2 separate regions of the Homo sapiens genome follow, and region 1 is linked to region 2. A link is a loop called in an ENCODE intact Hi-C map of the cell type or tissue named here. Cell type or tissue: chondrocyte. All regions are shown on one strand. Each heading gives the region's core, and the rest is flanking DNA. Links, peaks and the distances in the headings are about the cores only.

Region 1 (12,192 bases), core at 3,735-11,734, 110 kb before region 2:
GGGTGAAGTGAACTGTTTGCGTGAGTGGGGAGGGTGCTCGGGGTGGAGTGAAAATGGCTGATGGAGGGGACAGAGTGCAGGGGTGAGCAGGTGCTTAGGCTGGAGTAATCAGGTTCAGGAAGGGGACAGGGGACAGGGGTGAGCAGGTGCCTAGGATGGAGGAATCAAGCCTCAAGGGAGACAGGTGTCCTGGGCCCAGTGTGGCTTTGGAGTGATGAATCCCTTCTACCCTAGGCCTTGGACAGTGATGAGCAGAGCCACCAGGCAGTGACCGAGGCCATGAGGGTCATCGGCTTCAGTCCTGAAGAGGTGGAGTCTGTGCATCGCATCCTGGCTGCCATATTGCACCTGGTGAGCCTGGCTCAGAAGCCTGGGAGGGCTACTTCCCCACAAGGGTTTCCTGGCTGGGAAGCACCCAGGGATGAGGAGGAGACTGGCTGGAGATGCCCCAGCAATGTGCTAGGCTGACTGCCTCTCCTGCAGAAGCTGAGCTGCTCGAGTGATGAGCTCAGTTGATACATGGTCCAGACCCCATTCTTAGGGCCAGGTCAGCCAGGCGCAGTAAAAGCTGAGCATCATGCAGACTGCCTCTTAGTGCAGTCATGAGCTGTGTGGCTTTGGTTGCATTTACTCAGTGCCTCTTGGCCTCAGTTCTCTCTAAGCGGCATGAGGAGTAAGTAGTGCAGGGCTCCGCTGGCTGTGGGAGGATGCGATGGGGTCATTCACATGTCATTTGGACTCGAGGCCTCGAGGCCTTGGCAGAGACTCTGGTGTGCCCATGCCCCCTTCCCCCAGTCTCTGGCTGTGTCTGTGCCCATGGTGAGCAGCTGACCATGCTGGTCTGAGAAGGAGCTGTACTCTACCGCATCCATGTCCCCTGCTTTCCTTCCTCCTTCTTGTCCAAAGTTGTCCAGGCTCTTTTGAGACATGGAGCCCGGACTGTTCATGGTTTTCCCATCACCAGGGAAACATCGAGTTTGTGGAGACGGAGGAGGGTGGGCTGCAGAAGGAGGGCCTGGCAGTGGCCGAGGAGGCACTGGTGGACCATGTGGCTGAGCTGACGGCCACACCCCGGGACCTCGTGCTCCGCTCCCTGCTGGCTCGCACAGTTGCCTCGGGAGGCAGGGAACTCATAGAGAAGGGCCACACTGCAGCTGAGGCCAGCTATGCCCGGGATGCCTGTGCCAAGGTACTTTGGGGGCAGGCACAGGGAGGGAAGCCCAGGAGGCCTTCATGGGGGAGGCCAGGCCAGAGGCAGCAGGAAGCAGGGTGTTCCTATCCCCCAGGCAGTGTACCAGCGGCTGTTTGAGTGGGTGGTGAACAGGATCAACAGTGTCATGGAACCCCGGGGCCGGGATCCTCGGCGTGATGGCAAGGACACAGTCATTGGCGTGCTGGACATCTATGGCTTCGAGGTGTTTCCCGTCAACAGGTGGGTGGCTGGCCAGCCACATCTCCACCTCTGACACCCAGCAGCTTTGCCCACTTAGTTCTGGAAAGCTCGGCTGGGGCTGGGCAGCAGGAATGTTGGGGTTTCTCCCGGCTGGTCCCTGGGCCCAAGGCTCATGCCTCCCAAACCTGCCTCACCTGCACCCTCTGACCATTGATGTCCTGATGGAAGGCAGAATTACGGGGCATGAGTAATTCCTGGTTGTGACTCCCAAGTCCACTCCAGAACGTGCATGCAGGAGGTGTGGGTGGGGTAAAGGAGTCCAGGGCAGGGATGCATAAGCCACAGGGAAGCCACACAGGGTGCTGGCACCAGAACCCTCAATGAACATTAGCAGAGATGTTCAGGGGAGCAGCCACCCATTACCATGCACTCCACAAGCAGCGACCTCCCCTCTGAAAGGCCCACCCCACCCCCAGTTTCGAGCAGTTCTGCATCAACTACTGCAACGAGAAGCTGCAGCAGCTATTCATCCAGCTCATCCTGAAGCAGGAACAGGAAGAGTACGAGCGCGAGGGCATCACCTGGCAGAGCGTGAGCACTGTGGCCTGGAGGGAGGCCAGGCAGTGGGGTGTGGAGGGGCCTCAGCCCATGGGGAGGGGCCCGGGCTGGCCTGACAGGTGGCTGAGTGTGGGGCGGAGGAGGGGAGGTGGCCTGAAAGACCTTGGGAGCTTCCTTGCTGGCTGCCTTTGCCCCAGGTTGAGTATTTCAACAACGCCACCATTGTGGATCTGGTGGAGCGGCCCCACCGTGGCATCCTGGCCGTGCTGGACGAGGCCTGCAGCTCTGCTGGCACCATCACTGACCGAATCTTCCTGCAGACCCTGGACATGCACCACCGCCATCACCTACACTACACCAGCCGCCAGGTGCCCCCGGCTGTCCCAGTGCCACCACAGTGGGCTGGTGGGACCTGCCCCACAGGCACCATGCTGCCCATGCCTCGTGGGGCCTGGTTGGGGACCCAGCTTTGGTGCCATTGTCGTCACTGTGGCAACCTTCTCTGCCCTGGAGGTGGGGAGGCAGGGCTATCCCTTCATACAGACCCTCCACATACCTTTTGTGCCTTGACCTCAGCCTGTCCCCATAGCTCTGCCCCACAGACAAGACCATGGAGTTTGGCCGAGACTTCCGGATCAAGCACTATGCAGGGGACGTCACGTAAGGGCCCCCTCCCACCCACATCCCTGGCTTTCCCACAGGCACCATGGCATGTGTCATGGGGCAGGAGCGCTTCAGGGGAGTGGCTCGGAGACAGGTGTTATGGCCACTTCTGCCACCCCCACCCCTTTAAGACACTGAAACATGCCGGACAGCAGATTCACAAGTGAAGAGCAGGAAACAGGGTTTGAGGATAGTGGTTAACCATGGCTGCATTCTTCTGGGAGCCTTTAAAAAATACCCACGTCTCATGTCTGGGCCCAACCCTATACCAGCATCTGTGGGGTGGGGGGCTTCAGGCTGGTGATGTGGGGGTGGGGAGGGAGTGGAAGGTGCAGGGGGGCCAAGATTCTGCATTTCTAACAAGCTCCCAGGTGAGGCCTCGCTACCATACTTGGACCACGCTCCCAGTGCCAAAGCCCAGGTGTCTTCAGGGGTTGTCATGATGGCTATTAACTTATGTGTTGCTTGCCGCATCCCAAAACGATTTAAGGTGACTCACATCAAGGTATAAGTGTTTCATGAGAACTTCTCAAGGAGAGGGAATAGAATAGATGATGACAACAAAGCAGCCCAATATCATCTACCTTTATCTGTTCGCAAAATCTACACCCATGAGGTCGCTCATGCCTGTAACCCCAGCACTTTGGGAGGCCAAAGTGGGTGGATCACCTGAGGCCAAGAGTTCGAGACCAGCCTGGCCAACATGGCAAAACCTCATCTGTACTAAAAATATAAAAATTATCCGGGCACGATGACGCGTGCCTGTAATGCCAGTTGCTCGGGAGGCTGAGGCACAAGAACTGCTTGAACCTGGGAGGTAGAGGTTGTGGCGAACTGAGATCGCACCACTGCACTCCAGCCTGGGCAAGAGAGTGAGACTATTTCTCAAAAAAAAAAAAAAAAAATCCATTCCCTGAGCCTTCATAGGTGCTGCAGTTGGAGCCAAGATTTGGCACTGACCTTTCTAGCAGTCCAAGAACTAGACAGTGATTCTGAGGCTCTCAGTGCCCACAGATCAAAATAGGCCCAGGACTCAGGAGTTCCTAGTCATAGTTGTAGTCGCTGATGTTTATCAAAATTCAGTAGGCACTGTTCTGAGCAACTGATGTACACTGAAGCACAGAGAGGTTGAGTGGCTTAGGCAAAGTCACACAGCATGCATGTGGTAGAAGCAGGACTCGGTGCTAGGACATTTGGCTTCAGAGCTGGGGGCTTAACCACTCGATTCATCTTCCAGGAGAGAAATGTCTCCTGAGGGAGGGAGTCTTACATGACGAAAGAGAAAGCAGGTGTGAGGGGGAAGGAGGAGAGGAGCCAAGGCAGAGGGAGGAAGAGAGACTGACCTATGGGAACAGAGGCAGATGGGAAGAGAGTGGGGGCTGCTGGGGTCATTAGCACTCTGGCCTGGCAGCCCCCGCCCCTGCTCCCTCACCAGCCCTGGCTTCTGGTAGGTACTCCGTGGAAGGCTTCATCGACAAGAACAGAGATTTCCTCTTCCAGGACTTCAAGCGGCTGCTGTACAACAGGTGAGCACGGCTTGCTGGGCACCATAGGGAGGGCCAGGGCCCTGGGGCCCCAGAGACTCTGGGGTCAGGCATTGACTAGCGTCAGGACGTGGGTGGGTGGGGCTGCTCTCCCAGAGGATGGCTGGGAATTCGGCCTGTGTCTGCAGCACGGACCCCACTCTACGGGCCATGTGGCCGGACGGGCAGCAGGACATCACAGAGGTGACCAAGCGCCCCCTGACGGCTGGCACACTCTTCAAGAACTCCATGGTGGCCCTGGTGGAGAACCTTGCCTCCAAGGTATGTTCCACCCCTCTCCCACTCTGGCTGTTCCGGATCCTTCTCTCTGTGCCCTCGGTGCCAAGTAGGGTCCCAACCACCTCTGTACATCATAGTGGTGGGGAGAGGGTTCTTGTCCTGTCTGTATGAGCCACATCTGCTCCAGCAGTGGACCCCACCCACTGCACAGGTGAGATGTGGGGCCTCAGGGGCTGGGCTGAGGCTTGATCAATCATGGGGAACCCAGGCTTCTCCTCGCCCCATTGTCTCTTGAACAGGGAGGGGTTTGGGGAGACCCTGCTGAGAGGCTGGCTTGGCCCAGCCCAGCTCTTGGCAAAAACCCAGGATTCTTCTGGCAGGTGGGGCCAGAGAGACAGGAAACTGGCACAAGCTTTCTTGGGGAGCTTTGGGTCAAAAGTCAGAAGAGGAACAGGTGAAGGGTCAGGGAGAGGACATGTTAGGGTGAGCTTAACTACAGAACATCCAGAGATGTCAGCCCCTTTTGGAAGGAGAGAAGGAAGGCAGATGGGGCGAGGCCTGCTCCTGCCCCTGCCACGCCCACCTCCCCACCCCCCGACCAGGGGCTGGAACCTGGCTCTGAACCTGGCCTTGCTGGCCTCTGCCCAGCACTTAGGGCTTCCAGGGCCCTTGTTCTGCTGATTTCCCTTCTTTGTTCCCAACTCTTCTCCTGGCCTGGGACCTTGAGGGGTTAGGAAGCCCCTGGTGTGGGGCAGGGTGCACAGTGCTGCTGGCGCAGACCCTCTCCAAGTCCCCTCTGTCCCTGCAGGAGCCCTTCTACGTCCGCTGCATCAAGCCCAATGAGGACAAGGTAGCTGGGAAGCTGGATGAGAACCACTGTCGCCACCAGGTCGCATACCTGGGGCTGCTGGAGAATGTGAGGGTCCGCAGGGCTGGCTTCGCTTCCCGCCAGCCCTACTCTCGATTCCTGCTCAGGTACTGGCACCTGACACCCATCACTCCATGGGCCATAGTCCCTGTGTGGAGTCCAAGGGGTAGGAGCAGAGGGTCCCCAAACAGCACGTCGCAAACATCGATACAAGCAGGAACCAGCACGCTGCTGGCCTCAAGACACCAAAATATCTGGGAAGACATGTGTGTGAGCACATGCATGTGGGGACATACAGGTGGGAACATGGGTATGAGGGCTGTGTGAGGACATGTATGTGAGGACATGTGTATGGGAAGACATATGTGCACAGGTGTCATAAGTGCTCCAGGAACACACTCTGTATCCCTGCCATCTCCCCAGGTGTGGGGTGGGCAGGGTGGGCTCCATCATCTCTCCCCCAGGCCTGGGCCACACTGCCCTGTCCTGTGGTGACAGGTACAAGATGACCTGTGAATACACATGGCCCAACCACCTGCTGGGCTCCGACAAGGCAGCCGTGAGCGCTCTCCTGGAGCAGCACGGGCTGCAGGGGGACGTGGCCTTTGGCCACAGCAAGCTGTTCATCCGCTCACCCCGGACACTGGTCACACTGGAGCAGAGCCGAGCCCGCCTCATCCCCATCATTGTGCTGCTATTGCAGAAGGTGAGGTGGGCGGGGCAGGAAGACATCCACTATGGAGGTGGGGAAAGCTTGTGTCCCAGGGGCCACAAACACACTTGTAAGTTTCACAGGAGTCTCTGCTTGATGGAGACAGGCCAGGGAGTGCTCAATAAATGCTCAGGGCCAGGTTTGGGTCTAAGGGTTAGGGCCTGATTGAATTTGACTGCGTATCCCATCCCACCTGGCCCACCCAGGCATGGCGGGGCACCTTGGCGAGGTGGCGCTGCCGGAGGCTGAGGGCTATCTACACCATCATGCGCTGGTTCCGGAGACACAAGGTGCGGGCTCACCTGGCTGAGCTGCAGCGGCGATTCCAGGCTGCAAGGCAGCCGCCACTCTACGGGCGTGACCTTGTGTGGCCGCTGCCCCCTGCTGTGCTGCAGCCCTTCCAGGACACCTGCCACGCACTCTTCTGCAGGTACTACTCTCAGCCCACCACACATTCCATTCAGCTGGCATCCACTGAATACCTTAACCCATCATCCCGGGCCTGCAGTGCCTGGATGGGAGATACACCAGCCCCCTTGATAGGTGGGAAGGTGGATGCTATGCCACATTAGCTGACTGCTCATGTCCCACAGTTGGTGCAGAGCCCTGACCATCTTGGGTACTGTGGTGGGCATTCAAGGTCCAGGGCTGCAGCCTGCAGGGGGAGGCCCATTAGGGCTGGGAAGTAAGGGGATTCTGCATCTGAGCGGGGTCTTGAGGGCTGAGTAGGAGTTCTCCAGAAGGAGGGGCACAGAGCATGCTCAGAACAGGAGGACACTGGGCGACTGCTGGTCCCTGGGTCACCTTCCAGGAACAAGCGTTAGGCACAAGGGGCCAAGGCCAGAGAGGCCGGCAGAGGTTGGGACATGAAAGGCAGGCAGCACCAGGCTGAGGGCTCAGCTTCCTCTGTGGAGAGGGGGCTCAGGGAGCACATGAACACATGGCCAGCATCTGTCTGACTACATGCCCTCTCCCAGGTGGCGGGCCCGGCAGCTGGTGAAGAACATCCCCCCTTCAGACATGCCCCAGATCAAGGCCAAGGTGGCCGCCATGGGGGCCCTGCAAGGGCTTCGTCAGGACTGGGGCTGCCGACGGGCCTGGGCCCGAGACTACCTGTCCTCTGTAAGTGCCAGGCGAGTCCAGGGCTGCCAGGGGGAAGTGGGCTGCCAAAGAGGGCTCTCGGCTAATGCTGTGACCAGGTCCCCTCAGATGTCCTCTCCCAGGCCTGGGGTTGTCTGTCCTGGTGGCCCTGTACCTCAGCCCCCACCAGAGCTCTGCAAGGTCTCATCCTGGGCTTCAGGAGCAGTGGCCTTCGGGGGTGGGTGTGGATGACAGGAGGGCCAGGCTCAGATGCAGCCTAGAAGTCAACACAAGAGGGCTCTGTGCCCTCAGGAAATCCAGGGCTGCTCAGCTCACGCACAAGTCTGTGTGACTCAGTTTCCCGAGATGAAGGATAGCTATGCTGATTCACAGACAGCTGCTATCAATTGAGTCTGGTCCCATGACTCAATCCCAAGCAGCGCCCCCTCCCCTCCATCTGTCCTCAGGCCACTGACAATCCCACAGCATCAAGCCTGTTTGCTCAGCGACTAAAGACACTTCAGGACAAAGATGGCTTCGGGGCTGTGCTCTTTTCAAGCCATGTCCGCAAGGTTAGACAAGGGACAAGGATGGCTTCAGGGCTGTGCTCTTTTTCTAGCCACGTCTGCAAGGTTAGAAGCTGGTGCAGAGTTTTGGGGGGGCACTTGGGAGAAAATGGAGGCAACCCCAGCCCAGGCCCAGCTGCTCCTGACACTCCCAAAACTGTCGCCAGCGGGGAGGGGAGGCAGTAGGGACTGCCGAAGCCTGGGGCCCTGGTGGGTGACAGGGCAGCACCAGCCTGGGTCCAGCCACCTCTCCCACAGGTGAACCGCTTCCACAAGATCCGGAACCGGGCCCTCCTGCTCACAGACCAGCACCTCTACAAGCTGGACCCTGACCGGCAGTACCGGGTGATGCGGGCCGTGCCCCTTGAGGCGGTGAGCAATGTGGGTGGGGAGTAGGGTGCAGCATCTGTGAGGGGCACTGCTGGGCTGCTCAGAGTCCTGCCTCAGTCTTCTCTCCCCTGTTTACCTGAGATGGCCCAGACCATCCTAAAACTCAGCGATGGTGGCACCCGTGCTGAAAATCCTGCAGTGGCTTCCCACGCCCACAGAGTGAAAGGTCCCATCCTGTGATCCCCACCAGCCCAGTCACCCCCCACCCCCACTCTCACACTCTAGCCAAGCCAAATGGTCCCCTCTTCCAACTTGTGCCCAACTGGGGTTCTCCCACCTGGGCATTCTGGGACCTGAGTACCCACCACAATGTTCTGGGCCTCCTGTGGGATACCGTCCCGGCCACTCCGGAACCTTCTGCCGAGCTCTGTGGCCTACTTGCTCCCTTCATTAGCAGCTGCTGTTCCCATAAATTCTCTTTCCCACAAGACGGGGGTAGGGATCAAGGCCAGGCTACCTCTGGGTCTCCCACAGTTTCAGGGGTCCCATGACTGTCCCAATAGAAAGGGCGGTGAGTGCCTTGCTGTGTAATGCCACAGCCCAAAGCCGGCGTGGTTGTTTAAATGCAGTGAAAGTGACCTAGAACTAAAAACGGCTCCTCCAGGCAGTAGCACATGCAAGGGCTTAGCATCCACAGGTGAGCAGTGGCGGCCCTGTTGGACAGCAAGGATCTAGAACCATCAGTCCTGGAGAAAATCGTATTGTGCAGCGTCCCGCCCAAGCTTCCCCCTGTCAGCAGGGCCCCGAGAGGGAGGAGGGGGCGGTGGGGGGCTGGTGGCCCTGGCGAGGGCGGCGCTCCCCGGGTGCGGTTGGGGGTTCGGCAGAGGCTTCCTGGGGAGGGGGTGAGTCCGGCTAGGCTGGGGTGCGGGTTGAGGCGGCTGCACTCTGACCCCGCGCTCCGCTCAGGTGACGGGGCTGAGCGTGACCAGCGGAGGAGACCAGCTGGTGGTGCTGCACGCCCGCGGCCAGGACGACCTCGTGGTGTGCCTGCACCGCTCCCGGCCGCCATTGGACAACCGCGTTGGGGAGCTGGTGGGCGTGCTGGCCGCACACTGCCAGGGGTGAGTGCAGGCTGGGCGGTAGCGGGCACGAAGCCCCGGCCGCGTGGCCGCCCTGACCCCTCCTCCTGCCGCAGGGAGGGCCGCACCCTGGAGGTTCGCGTCTCCGACTGCATCCCACTAAGCCATCGCGGGGTCCGGCGCCTCATCTCCGTGGAGCCCAGGCCGGAGCAGCCAGAGCCCGATTTCCGCTGCGCTCGCGGCTCCTTCACCCTGCTCTGGCCCAGCCGCTGAGCGCCCGCACCCGCCGCACCCCGAGGCCGCCAATTGTCCGCCCCGCCAGCGCTGCAAATAAACCTTCTGAGTCAGCCCTCCTGCTCGCCGCTCCCGCCTCACCCGCAGGGGCTCCGGCCGCCTCCTCGGTCAGGTCCACCTGCGCCCGGCTCACCCGCTGGGGACCCGACTGCAGGAGGCCAGGCGCCCCGGCTAGGGATAGGAGCCCGAGCTCTCGGAGTTAGCGCTATCCAGAGGAAGCAGTGCCCTTTGTGCCCCAGCCTGCCCCGTCCACGCAGTGGTCCCCTGCTCCTCTCCACAGGGCTCCTGGCCTTGTTCCTACCTGGCCACTGGCGAGGGCTTGGGGTTCATCTTCAGGCAGGGCTGGGGAGCACGCCTGGAGACAGAGCTGTCACGGGATGTGGTGCCAAGCCGCCGTGGCCCAGGGCTGACGCTATCCCAGCCGCGAGCTGTCCCTGTCCCTGCTGGATGTGGGTGTCTGAGGCGCTGGGACCGACCTCTGGAGCCTAGTAACTGAAGGACAGGCCCTGCGGCCAGAACTCCCAGCCTCCGGGAGCAGGGCCTGTGCCCTCGAAAGACCCACAGGGAGGCCTTGGGAGACCCCTGCAGCCCCCAGGCTGACCACCCCATCTCCAGGCCTACCCCAGCCTCAGCCTCCAGCAGCTCCGCCAGCCCCTCAGGGGCCCTCATGGCACCAGGCCCTCAGCCTCTCAGCCCTCTGCCTCCCTCAGCCCCTCTGCCTCCCTCAGCCCCCTCAGCCCTCAGCTCTCTCAGCCCCTCAGCACCCTCAATCCCCCTCACCCCTTAGCCCTCAGCCTCCTTCAGCCCCTCAGCCCCTTCAGCCTCTCAGCCCCTCAGCCCCTTCAACCCCTCAGCCCTCAGACCCCTCAGCCCTCAGCCCCTCAGCCTTCAACCCCTCAGCTCCTCAGCCCTCAGCTCCCTCAGCCCCTTCAGCCCCTTAGCCCGTCAGCCCCTTCAACCCCTCAGCCCTCAGCCCCTCAGCCTTCAACCCCTCAGCTCCTCAGCCCTCAGCTCCCTCAACCCCTCAGCCCTCAGCCCCCTCAGCCTCCTCAGCCCCTCAGCCCTCAGCCCTCAGTCCCTCAGGCCCTCAGCCCCTCAGCCCTCAGCCTCCTCAACCCCTCAGCCCCTCAGCCCTCAGCCCCCCGACCCCCAGCCCCCTCAACCCCCTCAACCACTCAGCCCCTCAGCCCTCTCAGCCCCCTCAGCCCCTCAGCCCTCAGCCCTTAACCCCCTCAGCCCTCAGCCCCCAGCCCCCTCAACCCCCTCAGTGCTCAGCCCCCTCAAACCCTCAGCCCCTCAGTCCTCAGTCCCCTCAACCCCTCATCCCCTCAGCCCCCTCAGCTCCCTCCTCAGCCCTTACCCCCCTCAGCCCTCAGCCCCCCAGCCCCCAGCCCCCTCAACCCCCTCAACCACTCAGCCCCTCAGCCCTCTCAGCCCCCTCAGCCCCTCAACCCTCAGCTCCCTCAGCCCTCAGCCCTTACCCCCCTCAGCCCTCAGCCCCCCAGCCCTCAGCCCCCTCAACCCCTCAGCGCCTCAGCCCTCTCAGCCCTCTCAGCCCTCTCAGCCCCCTCAGCCCCTCAGCCCTCTCAGCCCCCTCAGCCCCTCAGCTCTCAGCCTCTCATCTCTCAGCCTCCTTCAGCCCCTCAGCCTCCTCAACCCCTCAGCCCCTCAGCCCTCAGCCCCTTCAGCCCCCTCAACCCCCTCAGCCCTCAGCCTCCTTGAGCCCCTCTGCCCCCTCAGCCCCAGCCCCTCAGCCCTCAGCCCCTTGAGCCCCTCTGCCCCCTCAGCCCCTCAGCCCCTCAGCCCTCAGCCCCATCAGCCCCTCAGCCCTTAGCCCTCAGCCCCTCAGCCCTCAGCCCCCTCAGACCCCTCAATCCCCTCAGCCCTCAGCCCTTTAGCTCCTTCCTCTTTTCCATCAGTTGGTGTTCTCTGTGCCCCCAGAGCTGTGCTCTCCTTCTTATGGGGCAACCTAAATTCAGAGAGCACCCTGGCTTGGTTTGCCACTTTGTTGTGTGGGCAGGTTCACGTCTTCCACCAGGGCCTTTGGGTGGCATATGACAGTTTGGGACTGTCCAGTCTCTGTACTTTCTGGGGCCTCTCCTGTTGAATGGCTAGGCACCTGCAGGTGTAGGGGCTCAGGGTCACCTCCGGCCTGCAGGTCAATGTCTTGCTGCTCCTGTCCTGGGGAGGGCAGCTCTCTCCTAGCCCAACCCAAAAGCCCCCAGAAGCCTCCACACAGCCAGCTCCGGAGTCTGTCCTTGGCTTAGGTGGCTTCAGGACTGGGCCAGGCACCTCCCTCACAGGACAATCAGACATGAAGGGTACCTTTCAATCACACAATCCTACACAGTCCTAGACATTAGGTGGGTCCTCTGCCCTCTGCAGGTGACCTCATCAGAGAGCCCAGCAGCATCTGCCCATTTCCTGTCTACATTCTCCTCCCTAGTGCACTGGGAGTGGGAGGAGAGCCCAAAGCTCCCCCAGATCTTTAGGAAGCCCCACTGTCAGGCTGAGTGGAGGGCCTTAGTGACAAGTGATAACTTCAGGGAAGTCCAGAGTGGGAGACACATCTGGGGTCCAGCTTGCTGGTGGGCACTCCCTGCTCATGCCCACAGCCTCGAGGGGAAAAGGTCATAATTGACAGGTGGTTCCTGGGGTCCTGAGATCCAGCCCAAGGGATGGGACGACATGCTAGGAAGGGGAAAGTGACAGAAGGTTCATATGCATCACACACCACTTTGACAAACCCATACATAGCATTCACTATAGTGAATAGAAAAACTCACGAAGCACCATAGTTCCAGCACTTTGCAAATATCCCCCACCCAATACCTTTGAGGTGAGAGTTACCATCATTGCCTAGTTACTGGTGAGAAAACAGAGGTT
Region 2 (15,307 bases), core at 3,322-11,321:
GGAAACAGAGTTCATCACTTCCAGAGGTTCAAAGCCAGAGTTGTCAGTTCCTTGGTGGAGATGCAAGTGTTCTTTCAAGAACATCTTAACCGAATTACTGAAATCCTAAAGAATGTCTAGTGATAAACCTTATCAAAGCAGGAGATTTGTGAAGGATATGAAAGGATTTTTAGAAAGTCCTTGGAAACAGTTCTTATTTCAGATATGCAAGCATGAGCCTCCTCTCCTTCAGACCTTCCTGGTCCTACTTTGCCTGGGTCTGAGAAAAGTGATTTCTTCCTGGTATCTCTAACTTTCACAAGCCTATGATAAAATTGGTTTTGTTAAAAACCAATTTAACTTAAAGTTCCATTTCCAAGAACCTATCAATGACATTAAGTGAGGACTTATATTCTAACCCTCTTCATTTATGGCAAGCTAAGAAATTTTGTACTTGGAATGACAAAGGCATTTCCTTATTTTTAGATCTTCTCTTCACTGACTACAAGTAAAATATGAAGAGCCTCAGAATATTGTTTAAAACAGTGTTCCCGGCTGGGCACAGTGGCTCATGCCTGTAATCCCAGCACTTTGGGAGGCCGAGGAGGGCAGATCACAAGGTCACAAGATTGAGACCATCCTGGCCAACATGGTGAAACTCTGTCTCTACTAAAAATACGAAAATTAGCTGGGCATGGTGGTGTGTGCCTGTAGTCCCAGCTACTCAGGAGGCTGAGGCAGGAGAATCGCTTGAACCCAGGAGGCAGAAGTTGCAGTGAGTTGACATCGCACCACTGCATTCCAGCGTGACACAGCAAGCCTCCGTCTCAAAAAACAAAACAAAACTAAAAACAGGGTTCCCCAATTCCTGGGCCACAGACCAGTACTGGGTCCTTGGCCTATAACAGAAAGTAAGCAGCCAACGAGTGAACATTACTGCCTGAGTTCCCACTGGTTCCACCTCCTGTCAGATCAACAGTGGCATTAGATTCTCATAGGAGCACAAACCCTATTGTGAACTTTGCATTCAATGGATCTAGGTTGTGTGCTCTGTATGAGAATCTAATGCCTGATGATCTGTCACTGTCTTCCATCCTCCCTGAGATGGGACTGTCTAATTGCAGGAAAACAAGCTCAGGGCTCCCACTGACTCTACATTATGATGAATTGTACAATTATTTCATTATATATCACAATGTAATAATAATAAATTGCACAATAAATGTAATGCGTTTGAATCATCCCCAAACCATCCCCCCGCCTAGGACATGGAAAATTTGTCTTCCATGAAATCGGTCCCTGGTGCCAAAAACATTGGAGACTGCTAGTTTAAAAAGAGTAAATTATACCTGTAATCCCAGCAATTTGGGAGGCTGAGGCAGGTGGATTACCTGAGCTCAGGAGTTGAAGACCAGGCTAATATGGTAAAACCCTATCTCTACGAAAAAAAAAAAAAATTAGCCAGGCATGGTGGCACATGCCTGTAGTCCTAGCTACTTGGGAGCCTGAAGCAGGGCGATCACTTGAACCCAGGAGACTAGAGGTTGCAGTGAGCTGAGATTGCGCCACTGCACTCCAGACTGGGTGACAGAGTAAGACTCCATCTCAAAAAAATAAATAAATAAAGTAAATTATAAATAAGTAGGTCTTTTTTTTTATATAAACAGATGCCCACAGATGTTGGCATTCTATACACTATTCTATGTCTTTTTTTCTTTTTTTAGTCTAACTTTAAAATAGATAATACATTTGCATGGTTCAAAATTGAAATAACAGGTCAGGCACGATGGCTCACACCTGCAATCCAAACACTTTGGGAGGCTGAGGCAGGTGGATCACTTGAGGTCAGGAGTTCAAGACCAGCATGGCCAACATGGCAAAACCCATCTCTACTAAAAATTTTTTTAAAAGTAGCTGGGCATGGTGGCAGGTGCCTATAATCCCAGCTATTCAGGAGGCTGAGGTGGGAGAATTGCTGGAACCCAGGAGGCAGAGGTTGCAGTGAGCAGAGATCGTACCACTGCACTCCACCCTGGGCAACAGAGTGGGACTCTGTCTCCAAAAAAATAATAAATAAAATATAAAATAAAATAATAAATAATAATTGAAATAACATAAAATGGAGATTGAGAAATCTTGATCCTAACTCTGTCTCTATCCATCCTCTTCGTTACCATGAGTAGCATTTGCCTTGGACAGTCCCATTTTGTCTGTTGTCTCAGTATGCCATCAGTTTAGCATTTGTCCCAGATTTTTCAGTCTTTACAAGGTAATATGATTTTTACTTTTACTAGAATAAGCAGGGATTAGCTTACTAGACCTCTACTTTGTATTCCTAGCTTGTCATGGTCTAGTATTGTGCTCAATGAACAGAGTTCTCGCTTGAACACCTGGTTAAATTTGAAAAAAGACCAGCAATGACGTCCCTGTGCTTGACCCTCCCAAACTCAATATAACATTTTCCTCTCAAGTCAGCATGGACAGCACTTGCTGACAAAACAGTGCACTTGGAGTGGCTGGGAAGAGCTCATTCCTTCTGTAGTTGTGGTGGTTGGAGAAGTTTTTCAGGCTGCTATCTGGGATCAGTAATAAATGATAGGCTAGTGATGTATGAACCATGTACAGAGAGAATTCTAAACGTTCTTGCTACAACTATTTTACCACTTATTGTATGGTAGAAATCTATATTTGTTATTTGATAATTTTTTTATTTTGCAATAAGCCCTTTCTTCAATAATGAGCTTAAAAGGTGTCTAAAAAAATACCTAAGTGAATACTGAATTTCCATTTCTGTGTATAACCTGCACAAATTTTTTGTTGACATTTACTATCAATGCCATATCAAGATCAATAACCAGGCTGGGCGTGGTGGCTTACACCTGTAATCCCAGCACTTTGGGAAGCCAAGGCTGGTGGATCACTTGAGGTCAGGAATTCAAGACCAGCCTGGCCAACATGGTGAAAACCCATCTATACTAAAAATACAAAAATTAGCTAGGTGTGGTGGCAGGCGCCTGTAATCCCAGCTGCTCAGGAGGCTGAGGCAGGAGAATCACTTGAGCCCAGGAGGCAGAGGTTGCAGTAAGCCAAGATCACGCCACTGCAATCCAGCTTGGGTGACAGGGCGAGATTCTGTCTCAAAAAATAAAAAGATCAATAACCACAGGAAATCCAGTAGACATAAATTTTCTGTAGAAGTTTCTGCATCTACTTCAAAATTTAGCAATTATCTTAAATAAACATTACCCAGAGGCCAGGCACAGTGACTCATGTCTGTAATCCCAGCACTTTGGGAGGCTGAGGCGGGTGGATCACTTGAGGTCAGGAGTTCAAGACTAGCCTGGCCAACATGGTGAAATCCCATCTCTACTAAAAATACAAAAATTACCTGGGCATAGTGGCGGGTGCCTGTAATCCCAGCTATTTGGGAGGCTGAGGCGGGAGAACCACTTGAACCCAGGAGGCAGACATTGAGTGAGCTGAGATTGTGCCACTGCACTCCAGCCTGGGTGACAGAGCAAAACTCTGTCTCAAAAAAAAAAAAATTACCCAGAGACAATGATTTAATTAATACAATTAATACAGAAGGTACACTTACAAATCACTCTGTGAAGCAAGACTTTTTACTTAAATAAATTGACTGTTTTTAATTAATTTCACTCATCTTCTCATCTTCAATTCAGAGTTTTCTTATGCCCATACAAAAAGTGAAGCCACGGCTCTTAATATGCAGACTAGACTAGATATATGTTACTACATAGAACTTCCAGTTATGTGATGCCAGTTTTATCAGTAACATATTCAGGTTCAAATAGAAAAATTGACTTCATTAATTCTGGTAAGTTTCAAATTTTTCACTCAATTCTTTTAATCAGTGTTGAAGTAAAACAATCTGATATTTTAATGTTACTATGAAATTAGTTTAAAAGTCCAACAATTCTGGAACGTGTCGGGGAAGCATTGCAGGGACGGAAAGCATTAGGAAAAAGATCTAATGCATGCTGGCCTTAATACCTAGGCTATGGGTTGATTTGTGCAGCAAACCATCATGGCACATGTTTATCTATGCAACAAACCTGCACATTCTGCACATGTACCCAGGAACTTAAAAAAAATTTTTTTTAAGTTCAACAATTAAAATTGTATTTGTGATAATACAAAGTTGGGTGGAGCAGATCATGGTAATACAAAAATGTATTTAATGAATTAGGAAATCAATGGAGGATAAATGTACTTGGAATTGGATGTAGTGTACATATAATTCATAATAATGTCCAAGCAAGCTGTTTTATTTTACCAACTAAAATAGAAGATGTAGTAGCCAAATTTTAACAAGTTTTGAGTAACTAACCTACAAAATTGCTGTGATAAAGTAGATGTTGAATCTAAAAAGCACTTCGGCTCACACCTGCAATCTCAGCACTTTGGGAGGCTTAACTGGGAGGAACGCTTGAGGCCAGCCTGCCTGGGCAACATAGCAAGACTTCATCTATATAAAAGAAATTTTTTTGTAATTAGCTAGCATTGTGGCAGGCATCTGTAGTCCTAGCTAATTGGGAGGCTTAGGCAGGAGAATCATGTGAGCCCAGGACTTCAAGGCAGCAGAGAGCTATGATTGCACCACTGCACTCCAGCCTGGGCAACAGAGAGAGACCCTGTCTCAAAAAAAAATAATAATAAAAATAAATAAATTTTTAAAAAGCACTTCAGCATGGCAGGTTTTGCCCATCATCCTTTTTAGAAATGTTTAAGCCTTTGAAAATCAACCTATCCTATACTGAAATTTTTGATAAATGAAGCCTCTAAATTTTGGTAGTATTTTATTGATTGATTGATTGATTGATTAAGGAGTTTCACTCTTGTTGCCCAGGCTGGAGTCCAAGGGTGTGATCTCAGCTCACTGCAACCTCCGCCTCCCGGGTTCAAGCGATTCTCCTGCCTCAGCCTCCTGAGTAGCTGGGATTGGAGACGTCCACCACAACGCCCAGCTAATTTTTTGTATTTTTAGTAGAGATGAGGTTTCACCATGTTGGCCAGGCTGGTCTCCAACTCCTGACCTCAGATGAGCCACTTGCGCCCAGCTGATAGTATTTTATTTAAAATCAATTGGGAACCTTTCATCTGAGCATTGAATGAATAGAATGATAAGAAACTTCGGCCAGGCACGGTGGCTCATGCCTGTGATCCCAAGCACTTTGAGAGGCCACGGCAGGTGGATCACGAGGTCAGGAGTTCGAGACCAGCCTGGTCAAGAGACCAGCCTGGCCAATATGGTGAAACCTTGCCTCTACTAAAAATACAAAAATTAGCTGGGCATGGTGGTGGGTGTCTGTAATCCCAGCTACTTGGGAGGCTGAGGCAGGAGAATTGCTTGAACCCAGGAGGTGGAGGTTGGAGTGAGCTGAGATTGAAACATTGCACTCCAGCCTGGGTGACAGAGTGAGACTCCGACTCTGAAAAAAAAAAAAAGAAAGAAACTTCAGGCCGGGAGCAGTGGCTCAGGCTTGTAATCCCAGCACTTCAGGAGGCCAAGGCAGGCAGATTACTTGAGGTCAGGAGTTCAAGACCAGCCTGGCCAACATAGTGAAACCCAGTCTTTCTTAAAAATACAAAAATTAGCCAGGCACAGTGGCAGGCACCTGTAATTCCAGCTACTCAGGAGGCTGAGGCAGGAGAATTGCTTCAACCTGGGAGGTGGAGGTTGCCGTGAGCTGATACCATGCCACTGCACTTCAGCCTGGGTGACAGAGTGAGACTCCATCTAAAAGAAAAAAAAAAAAGGAAAGAAAGAAACTTCGGTTTATGAGCCCTTACTAAGTTGCAAAGTGTTGAGAGCAATACTTGCAAACAGGAAGACATTAGACTTGATCCCTAGCAGGGAAAGCTTGAAAAAATAATGATAAATCACTCTGAAATACCTTGGCTTATGGAAAAAATCTTGTAATGCAACTTTTTTTTTTTTTTTTTTTTGAGACAGGTCTTACTCTGTCACCAGGCAGGGGTGCAGTGGCACGATCTTGGCTCACTGCAGCCTCAACCTCCTAGGCTCAGGTGATTTTCCCACCTCAGCCTCCAGGGTAGCTGGGACTATAGGCAGGGACCACCACCACACCCAGCTAACTTTTTGTATTTATTGTAGAGATGGGGTTTCGCTATGTTGCCCAGGCTGGTCTTGAACTCCTGGGTTCAAGCAATCCTCCCACCTCAGCCTCTCGAAGCAATGAACTTCCATTTTTAATTGGATAAATGTATATTCTGGCCAGGCGTGGTGGTTCATGCCTGTAATCCCCGCACTTTGGGAGGCTGAGGCTGGCAGATCACGTGAGGTCAGGAATTTGAGACAGCCTGGCTAACATGGCGAAACCTCGTCTCTCCTAAAAGTACAAAAATTATCTGGGTGTGGTGGCGCATGCCTGTAATCCCAGCTACTCTGGAGGCTGAGGGAGGAGAATCACTTGACCCTGAGAGGCAGAGGTTGCAATGAGCTGAAATGGCAGCCACTGCACTACAGCCTGGGTGACAGAGTAAGACTCTGTCTCAAAAAAAAACAAAAAACAAAACAAAAAAAACCCATTATATTCTGTACTGGAATGGAGTGAAATTGAGAGGGCTTACTATTTTGTAGCATATAAATTTGATGAAACAGGCTGGGTGGGGTGGCTCACGCCTGTAATCCCAGCACTTTGGGAGGCCAAGGCGGGCGGATCACTTGAGGTCAGGAGTTTGAGACCAGCCTGGCCAACATGGCAAAACCCCGTCTCTACTAAAAATACAAAAAAATTAGCTAGGCATGGTGGCGGGTACCTGTAGTTCCAGTTACTCAGGAGGCTGAGGCAGGAGAATCGCTTGAACATGGGAGGCAGGGGTTGCAGTGAACTAAGATCCTGCCACTGTACTCCAGCCTGGGCGACACAGTGAGACTCTGGCTCAAAAAAAAAAAGGAAAAAAATATATACAAGTTACATTTCTGCAAGAGAAAAAAAAAGTTTCATTTTCCATTTGTGCATTGCTAGTGGATAAAATAGGTAATGCATGCACATTGTACAAATTCTAGTGACCCAAGTTTTTTTTAAAGAAACAATTTTCTTGTAAAAACATTTGTTGCCAATTTACTTTAAATTTACTTCAACATACCCAGTTGAAAATGGGGCAAAATAAATGAGAATATAAAATAAAGTAAAAGAGGCCATGAGATATTATTGTAGCTGAGTGATGCCAGGTTCACTGCACTATTTGTTTTACTTTCATATGAGCTTAAAGTTTTTGATAAGAGAAAGTTTAAAAACAAAACAAAACAAAATCATATGCTGTATCAGTCAACATTCATTCAGGTTCCAGAAAATACAATGTTTTTTTGTTTTGATACAGGGTCTCACTCTGTCGCTCAGGCTGGTCTCAAACTCCTGGGCTCAAGGGATCCTCCTACCACCAACTCCGCCTCCCTAAGTGCTGGAATTACACACATGAGCCACTGTGCCCAGCCCATCACTTATCTGAACAGAGACAATATAAGATATCATTAACTGGGTATAATATTGTTAACTACTAGGGCCAGGCGCGGTGGCTCACACCTGTAATCCCAGCACTTTGGGAAGCCAAGGCGGGTGGATCATGAGGTCAGCAGTTCGAGACCAGCCTGGCCAACATGGTGAAACCCCGTCTCTACCACAAATACAAAAATTAGCTGGGCGTGGTGGTGGGCGCCTGTAATCCCAGCCACTGGGGAGGCTGAGGCAGAAGAATCATTTGAACCCAGGAAGCAGAGGTTGCAGTCAGCCGAGATCTCGCCATTACACTCCAGCCTTGGTGACAGGGTGAGACTCTGTCTCAAAAAAAAAAAAAAAAAAAAAAAAAAATATATATATATATATATATATATATATATATAACTATATATACTATATATAACTACATATATGATCATATATCTATAGTTAACTACTAAAGGGTAAAAAGAGAACTCTAAGGTGTCATGGAGGTAGCAACTAGCAGCTACCTTGAAAAAATCAAAGGGAAAATCTTAGAAACCTAGAGAAAGGGACCTCTAGAGCTGCAACTCAAACCTCTGAGGAAGGAGCCGGCTGGTGCTGGTGAGGGGGTTAGAGACAATTAGGCTGGCTTTTCAAGAGTTGGAAAAACTGAGTCAGCTGCTGCTACCTAACGAACTGCTCCAGCCAGAGTGAAGTCCTGAATAAGTGACACTCAGAGAAACAGAAAGCGGACTGGAGGGCGCCTTCAGTCTTTCCATTTCCCTCTAGTTCCCCCTATTGGCAAAGCCTAGCAGGGAAGCAAAGGCAAAGCAGAAGTGTGTTTTGCAGAGTCCCAGGCATCACAGCTGAGTATAGAAGGGTGGGTGCATCCTGATTGACCTCATTTAGAACTGGCCAGGCTTGGGCCAGGCTCACTGGCTCACGCTTGTAATCCCAGCACTTTGGTAGGCTGAGGCGGGCGGATCACAAGGTCAGGAGATCGAGACCATCCTGGCTAACACGGTGAAACCCTGTCTCTACTAAAAATACAAAAAAAAAAAGTCGCCGGGTGTGGTGGCGGGCACCTGTAGTCCCAGCTACTCCGGAGGCTGAGGCAGGAGAATGGCGTGAACCCGGAAGGCGGAGCTTGCAGTGAACCGAGATGGCGCCACTGCACTCCCGCCTGGGTGACAGAACGAGACTCCGTCTCAAAAAAAAAAAAAAAAGAAAGAAAAATTGGGCAGGTTCTGGCTCATGTGAGTAGCTGCCTTGCCACTGCAATCTGCCCTAAACCTTTCCAGGAATTTTTACAAAATAATAGTAATAATAATAATACAGTCATGTGCCACATAGGGCATTTATTTGTGGCCCCATAGGATTACAATGAAATTGAAAAATTCCTATTGCCTAGTGACATCATAACCATCTTAGCCATTATAACCTCTTAGTGCCAGGCATTACCCACGTTTCTGGTGATGCTTGTGTAAACAAACCTACTGGCTGCCAGTTGTATAAAAGTATAGCACTTGCAATTATGTACAATATATAATTGCTAATGATAATAAAAAACTATGTTACTGATACTTTTTTTTTTTTTTGAGACAGAATCTTGCTCTGTGGCCCAGGATAGAGTGCAGTAGTGTTATCTCGGCTCACTGCAACCTCCACCTCCCAGGTCCAAGCGATTCTCCTGCCTCAGCCTCTTGAGTAGCTGGAATTATAGACGTGTGCCACCATGCCAGCTAATTTTTGTATTTTTAGAGAGACAGTGTTTCACCATGTTGGGCAGCTGGTCTCGAACTCCTGGCCTCAGGTGTCTGCCAGCCTCGGCCTCCCAAAGTGCTGGGATTGCAGGCATAAGCCACCGCGCCCAGTAGTTACTGGTACTTTTTATCAATATTTTATTTATTTTTATTTTTTATTTTTTGAGACAGAGTCTCGCTCTGTCGCCCAGGCTGGAGTGCAGTGGCTCGATCTCAGCTCACTGCAACCTCCGCCCCAGGTTCAAGCGATTCTCCTGTCTCAGCTCCCCCGAGTAGTTGGGACTACAGGTATCTGCCACCACGCCCGGCTAATTTTTGTATTTTTAGTAGAGACGGGGTTTCACTATGTTGGCCAAGCTGGTCTCAAGCTCCTGACCCCAAGTGATCCGCCCACCTCGGCATCCCAAAGTGCTGGGATTACAGGCGTGAGCCACCACGCCTGGCCCTTTATCATTATTTTAGAGTGTACTCCTTCTACTCATAAAAAAAGAACTGTAAAACAGTCTCAGGCAGGTCCTTCAGGAGGGATCCACAAGAAGGCATTGTTATCACAGGACATGACAGCTCCATATGTGTTAATGCCCTTGAAGACATTCCAGTGTGACAAGATGTGGAGCTGGAAGACAGTGATATTGATGATCCTCACCCTGTATAGACCAAGGCTAATATGTGTGTTTGTTTCTTCATTTTTAACATACAAGTTTTTAAAAGTGAAAAAACAATTTTTTTTAATTAAAAATAGACCAGGTGCCATGGCTCACGGGTCTGTAATCCCAGCACTCTGGGTGGCCAAGAGGGGAAGGATCACTTAAGTCCAGGAGTTGGAGACCAGCCTGGGCAACATGGTGAAACCCCGTCTCTACAAAAAATACAAAAATTTGCCGGGCCTGGTGATCTGTGCCCATAGTCCCAGCTACTCAGGAGCCTGAGGTGAGAGAATCACTTGAGCCCAGGAAGCGAAGATTGCAGTGAGCTGAGATTGCGCCATTGCACTGCAGCCTGGGTGGCAGAGTAAAATCCCTTCTCAATAAAAAGCAAAAAGCTTACAGAATATGGATATGAAGAAATAAAACATTTTGTGCAGTCATACAAGGTATTTGTGTTTTAAGCTAAGTGTTTTACAAAAACTCAAAAAAATTTTTTAATGTAAAGGTTTATAAAGTTAAAAAGTTATGGTAAGCTAAGGTTAACTTATTATTGAAGAAAAATATTTTTATAAATTTAGAGGAGCCTATGCACACTGTTCATAGTCTCCAGTACTATACAGTATAAAGTCCTAGGCCTTCACATTCATTCACCACCCACTCACTGAATCATTCAAAGCAACTTCCAGTCCTGCAAGCTCCATTTATGGTAAGTGCCCTATACAAGTGTACTATTTTGTATCTTTTTTGGGGTTTTTGTTTGTTGGTTTGTTTTTTGAGACAGAGTTTCGCTCTTGTTGCTCAGGCTGGAGTGCAATGGCACGATCTCGGCTCACTGCGACCTCTGCCTCCCAGGTTCAAGCGATTCTCCTGCCTCAGCCTCCCCAGTAGCTGGGATTACAGGCATGTGCCACCACACCCAGCTAATTTTTGTATTTTTAGTAAAGATGGGGTTTCACCATGTTGGCCAGGCTAATCACGAACTACTGACCTCAGGTGATCTGCCCACCTCAGCTTCCCAAAGTGTTGGGATTATAGGCATGAGCCACCCCAGCCCAGCCTTGTATCTTTTATACTGTATTTTTACTGTTCCTTTTCTATGTTTAGGTATACAAATACTTACCATTATGTTACAGTAGTATTCAGCACTAGTAACATGCTGTACAGATTTGTAGCCTAGGAACAACAGGCTATGCCATATAGCTAGGTGTCTAGTAGGCTATATATACCATCTAGGTTTGTGTAAGTACACTCTATAATGTGAGCATGATGATGAAATTTCCTAATGACACATTTCTCAGAAGGTATCCCCATCAGTAAGCAATGCATGACTGTACTTTAAAAAGGAGAATTTGGCTATCCTTTACAAAAGTAGCCAAAAGAGGCCGGGCGCGGTGGCTCACGCCTGTAATCCCAGCACTTTGGGAGGCCAAGGCGGGTGGATCACGAGGTCAGGATATCGAGACCATCCTGGCTAACACGGTGAAACCCCGTCTCTACTAAAAATACAAAAAAAAATTAGCTGGGCGTGGTAGCGGGGGCCTGTAGTCCCAGCTACTCGGGAGGCTGAGGCAGGAGAATGGCGTGAACCTCGGAGGCGGAGCTTGCAGTGAGCCGAGATCGCGCCACTGCACTCCAGCCTGGGCGACAGAGCGAGACTCCGTCTCAAAAAAAAAAAAAAAGGAATAGCCAAAAGAAAATTTCTGTCTCTTACAGTCTTTGTGATATTTTGAAGAGCACTGCAGCATTAAAATGGAATTTAAAAGTGAACACAGGGATAAAAAGCTCCTGCAATCTATGTATAGTAATCTTTAAGTCTGAAGTCTCTAAATGCTAACACACTTCACTGTATCAGCAACACCTCTGCAGAGGTGAAACTGATGACTAAGGGCAAGGATGGGAGGAGTTTGTGTGTCTGTGTGTATGAGTCTTGCTCTCACTCAGGCTGGAAGGCAGTGGCACAATCACAGCTCATTGCATCCTTAAATTCCTGGGCTCAAGTGATCCTTCTCCCTCAGCCTCCTGAGTAGCTGGGACTACATGTGCACGCCACCATGCCTGGCTTATTTTCTTAATTTTTTTATTTTTTGAGACGGAGTCTTGCTGTGTCGCCCAGGCTGGAGTGCAGTGGCGCAATCTCGGCTCACTGCAGGCTCCGCCTCCCGGGTTCATGCCATTCTCCTGCCTCAGCCTCCCGAGTAGCTGGGACTACAGGCGCCCGCCACTACGCCCGGCTAATATTTTGTATTTTTAGTAGAGACGGGGTTTCACCGCGTTAGCCAGGATGGTCTCGATCTCCTGACCTCGTGATCTGCCTGCTTCGGCCTCCCAAAGTGCTGGGATTACAGGCGTGAGCCACCGCGCCCGGCTTATTTTTTTTATTTTTCACAGAGATGTGGGTCTCACTATGTCACCCACACTGGTCTCGAACTCCTGGGCTCAAGCGATCCTCCTGCCTTAACCTCTAAAGTGCTGAGATTACAGGCATGAGCCACTGCACCAGGGGAGTCTTTTCACTGTATACCCTTTGTACATTTTGAAATTTTGTACGTGTGAATATCTTGCCTACTCAAAAATTGACTACATTTTTGCAGAGAAAAGTCATTGTCTTAGTTCAGGTTTCCCAGGAAACAAATGGGATTTGCTTTCAAGAGGTAATAGTATGGAATGCTCTTGGGGACATTACTAGGAGAAAATAGAGGAAGTAGGATTACGCAGAAGTTGAACTTCAATGCAGTTAGATCAAGTCAAAACTAATCACACAAGAAACTCTGGAGCTGGAATGGCCCTTCAGAATTGTCTCAAATTAAGGCAAAAGAGCTAGGCACTATATCCTACATCCACCAGTCACTGGAGGTAGGCCCCCTAAAAAGGAGTGTAAACTTGGGCGATACAGCTTCCTTTGGCCAAGTCCAATTCCTGGGTAGAGATCCCTGAGTAATGATCAGTCAACACTTCCAGGAGCTAAATAAGTGCTCCAGTTTTTTTGTTTTTGTTTTTTTGAGACAGAGTCTTGCTCTGTTGCCCAGGCTGGAGTGCAGTGGCGTCATCTCGGCTCATTGCAACTTCCACCTCCTGGGTTCAAGTGATTCTCCTGCCTCAGCCTCCCAGAGTAGCTGGGACTACAAGCGCATGCCACTACACCCAGCTAATTTTTGTTTTAGTAGAGATGGGGTTTCACCATGTTGGCCAAGCTGGTCTGGAACTCCTGACCTCAGGTGATCTGCCCACCTCAGCCTCCCAAAGTTCTGAGATTACAGGGATGAGCTACCACACCTGGCCAAGTGCTCCAGTTTTATAAGGAATACGTGGGCTCTGGACTGTGCACTGCAGCATATACTATACCAGTGGTTCTTAAATTTCAGTATGCACCAGAATCCCCTGGAGCGCTTGTAGGTCCCACCCTCAGTGTCAGATTCAGCAGGTCTGGGGTGGTGGTGAGAATACATTTCTAACAAGTTCCAAGTGATGCTGATGCTGGTGGTCTAAGGATCACACTTTGAGAACAATTATACTATATATTACTGGGTTAAATCCAGCAACATTGAATAATTTTTTTTTTAGAGATACAGTCTGGTTCTGTTGCCTGTCTGGTGAGCAGTGACACAATCATACATAGCTCACTGCAGCCTTGAACTCGTGGGCTCAAGTTCTCTACCCACCTCAGCCTCTCAACTAGCTGGGATCACAGGCATGTGCCACACACTCAGCTAATTTTTTTCTTTTAATTTTTGTAGAAGTGGAGTCTTGCCATGTTGCCCAGGCTGGTCTCAAACTCCTGCCCTGGTGACTCATGCCTTGGCCTCCCAAAGCTTTAGGATTACAGGCATGAGCTACCATCCCCAGCCCAAAGTTGAATAATTTGTCAATGTTTGTAGTTTATCATTTATAGATGCTAATACATAACATTTTCTGGTTAGACTGGTGTTCTTCATGAGCTCATCTTTGCCTTTTTTGTTACCCTAGTTCACTAGAAACTAAATTTTACTAACACACTTGGTTTATAAAACTGTTAGTAGGCAGACTTTTTTCTGGCATCTGTGTTTACAGTGATGATATAATTTAGTGATGATATATAAATCAGTGAAAGGATTACTATTATCTACAATGAGAACCAGTCTTTTTCAACCTAACTCCACTTTCATCAAAATCTGAATCAATGACATGAAGGCTGAGGGGTAGAGAGTGGTGAGAAAATGATTTTCCTGTTAAGGAAGGAAGTTAACATTTATTGGATATTATGTGCTAGGTACAGTGCTAGGTGCTTTCTCATACATTATTGGACACTTCTTTCAGCCCCCCTTCACAAGGGCAACTCTTCTTTTTTTTTTTTTTTTTGAGATGGAGTGGAGTCTTGCTCTGTCGCCCAGGCTGAAGTGCAGTGGCGCAATCTTAGCTCACTGCAGCCTCCGCTTCCCAGGCTCTCCTGGGCCCAGGTGATTTTCCTGCGTCAGCCTCCTGAGTAGCTGGGAATAACAGGCATGCGCCACCACGCCTGGCTAATTTTTGCATTTTTAGTAGAGACAGGGTTTTGCCATGTTGGCCAGGCTGGTCTCGAACTCCTGACCTCAGATGATCCACCCACCTTGGCCTCCCAAATTGCTGGGATTACAGGAGTGAGCCACCACGCCCAGCCTGCATGCTCTTTGTGGACCACCCACACCAGCTAAACTACATTCCCTGTTTCTCTCTTAAAGCACCCTGTTCTTTTCCTTCAGCACACTTGAACTTATTATAATTCACATATGGTATTTGTTTATTTCTTTAACATCTGACTCCCGCTGCAGAGGACCACAAGGGCAAGGACAATGTCTATTTTGCTAATCACCAAATCCTCAGTACCTAGCACAGTGCCTGCAAACAGTAGGCACTGAGTGATTTGTTAAAGGAATAACTCACAGGCTTATGCCTTGGTAGATTGGTAATGCCATCCACTGAGGCCAGAAACACAGAGGAGCAGGAATTAACAATGGCTATTTTTACTGAAGTAACTCCACTCTTCTACCTAGTTTTGAGGCTTCTATTAATCTGGGCACATTGCTCCATTCCTTCCTATTTCACTGGACACCCTTCCTCACACTTGTCTGTACCTTCATCCGTATTTTTCCAAATTCTTACTTAGAAGCTCACCCTCTTCCTCTTCTTGAATTTAAGTTACCTTTTTTTAAAGACTCACTTCCCCAAAGTTGCTTCTCCTGATTCAAACTTTGGAACAGCTATCATCAGCCTGGATATAAATTTCTAAAGTGCCAGCCTGGGAAAATCCTATGACAACAGAATCTCCACTAAGGCAGAAACTTGTTTTTTTCACTATTAACTCACCAACACCAAGAACACATTCTAGCACAGTCAATGCATCATACTGTGAAAAGAATGAAAGAATTTAAAGCTGGAATGAGTTGGAACAAATGTGAGCTGGTATCTTGGTTATCTACAGGCTATGCGGTCTCAG

The links. Peaks named below come from ENCODE experiments on the same cell type or tissue, not always from the same donor. Only the 100,000 strongest peaks of a DNase experiment are listed, where the experiment ranks them.
Region 1: a loop joins it to region 2, with 7 times the contacts of the local background. A loop is called at or near these places in 11 of 110 quality-filtered maps.

The regions. Positions count from the first base shown.
Region 1 is chr7:44,959,832-44,972,023 of GRCh38, reverse strand. It overlaps MYO1G (myosin IG), which reads left to right. Exons shown (of 22, transcript NM_033054.3): 7 at 235-351; 8 at 965-1,189; 9 at 1,287-1,432; 10 at 1,870-1,984; 11 at 2,149-2,319; 12 at 2,541-2,611; 13 at 4,066-4,140; 14 at 4,287-4,419; 15 at 5,186-5,352; 16 at 5,744-5,951; 17 at 6,164-6,387; 18 at 6,935-7,079; 19 at 7,505-7,609; 20 at 7,862-7,975; 2 more. The coding sequence ends at 9,285. Among named protein-coding and RNA genes, the nearest start is that of MYO1G, 13 kb to the left of the region's middle. RefSeq lists enhancers at 5,867-5,966, 9,334-9,834. In chondrocyte, for the core only: CTCF peaks have their summits at 4,161, 4,361 (motif pointing left), 7,341 (motif pointing right) and 8,953 (motif pointing right); DNase peaks (open chromatin) are centred at 6,963, 7,890, 8,895, 9,308 and 3 weaker places.
Region 2 is chr7:44,850,052-44,865,358 of GRCh38, reverse strand. No RefSeq gene overlaps it. Among named protein-coding and RNA genes, the nearest start is that of H2AZ2-DT, 9.2 kb to the right of the region's middle. In chondrocyte, for the core only: CTCF peaks have their summits at 6,765, 6,970 and 8,238 (motif pointing left); no DNase peak of the experiment used is centred there.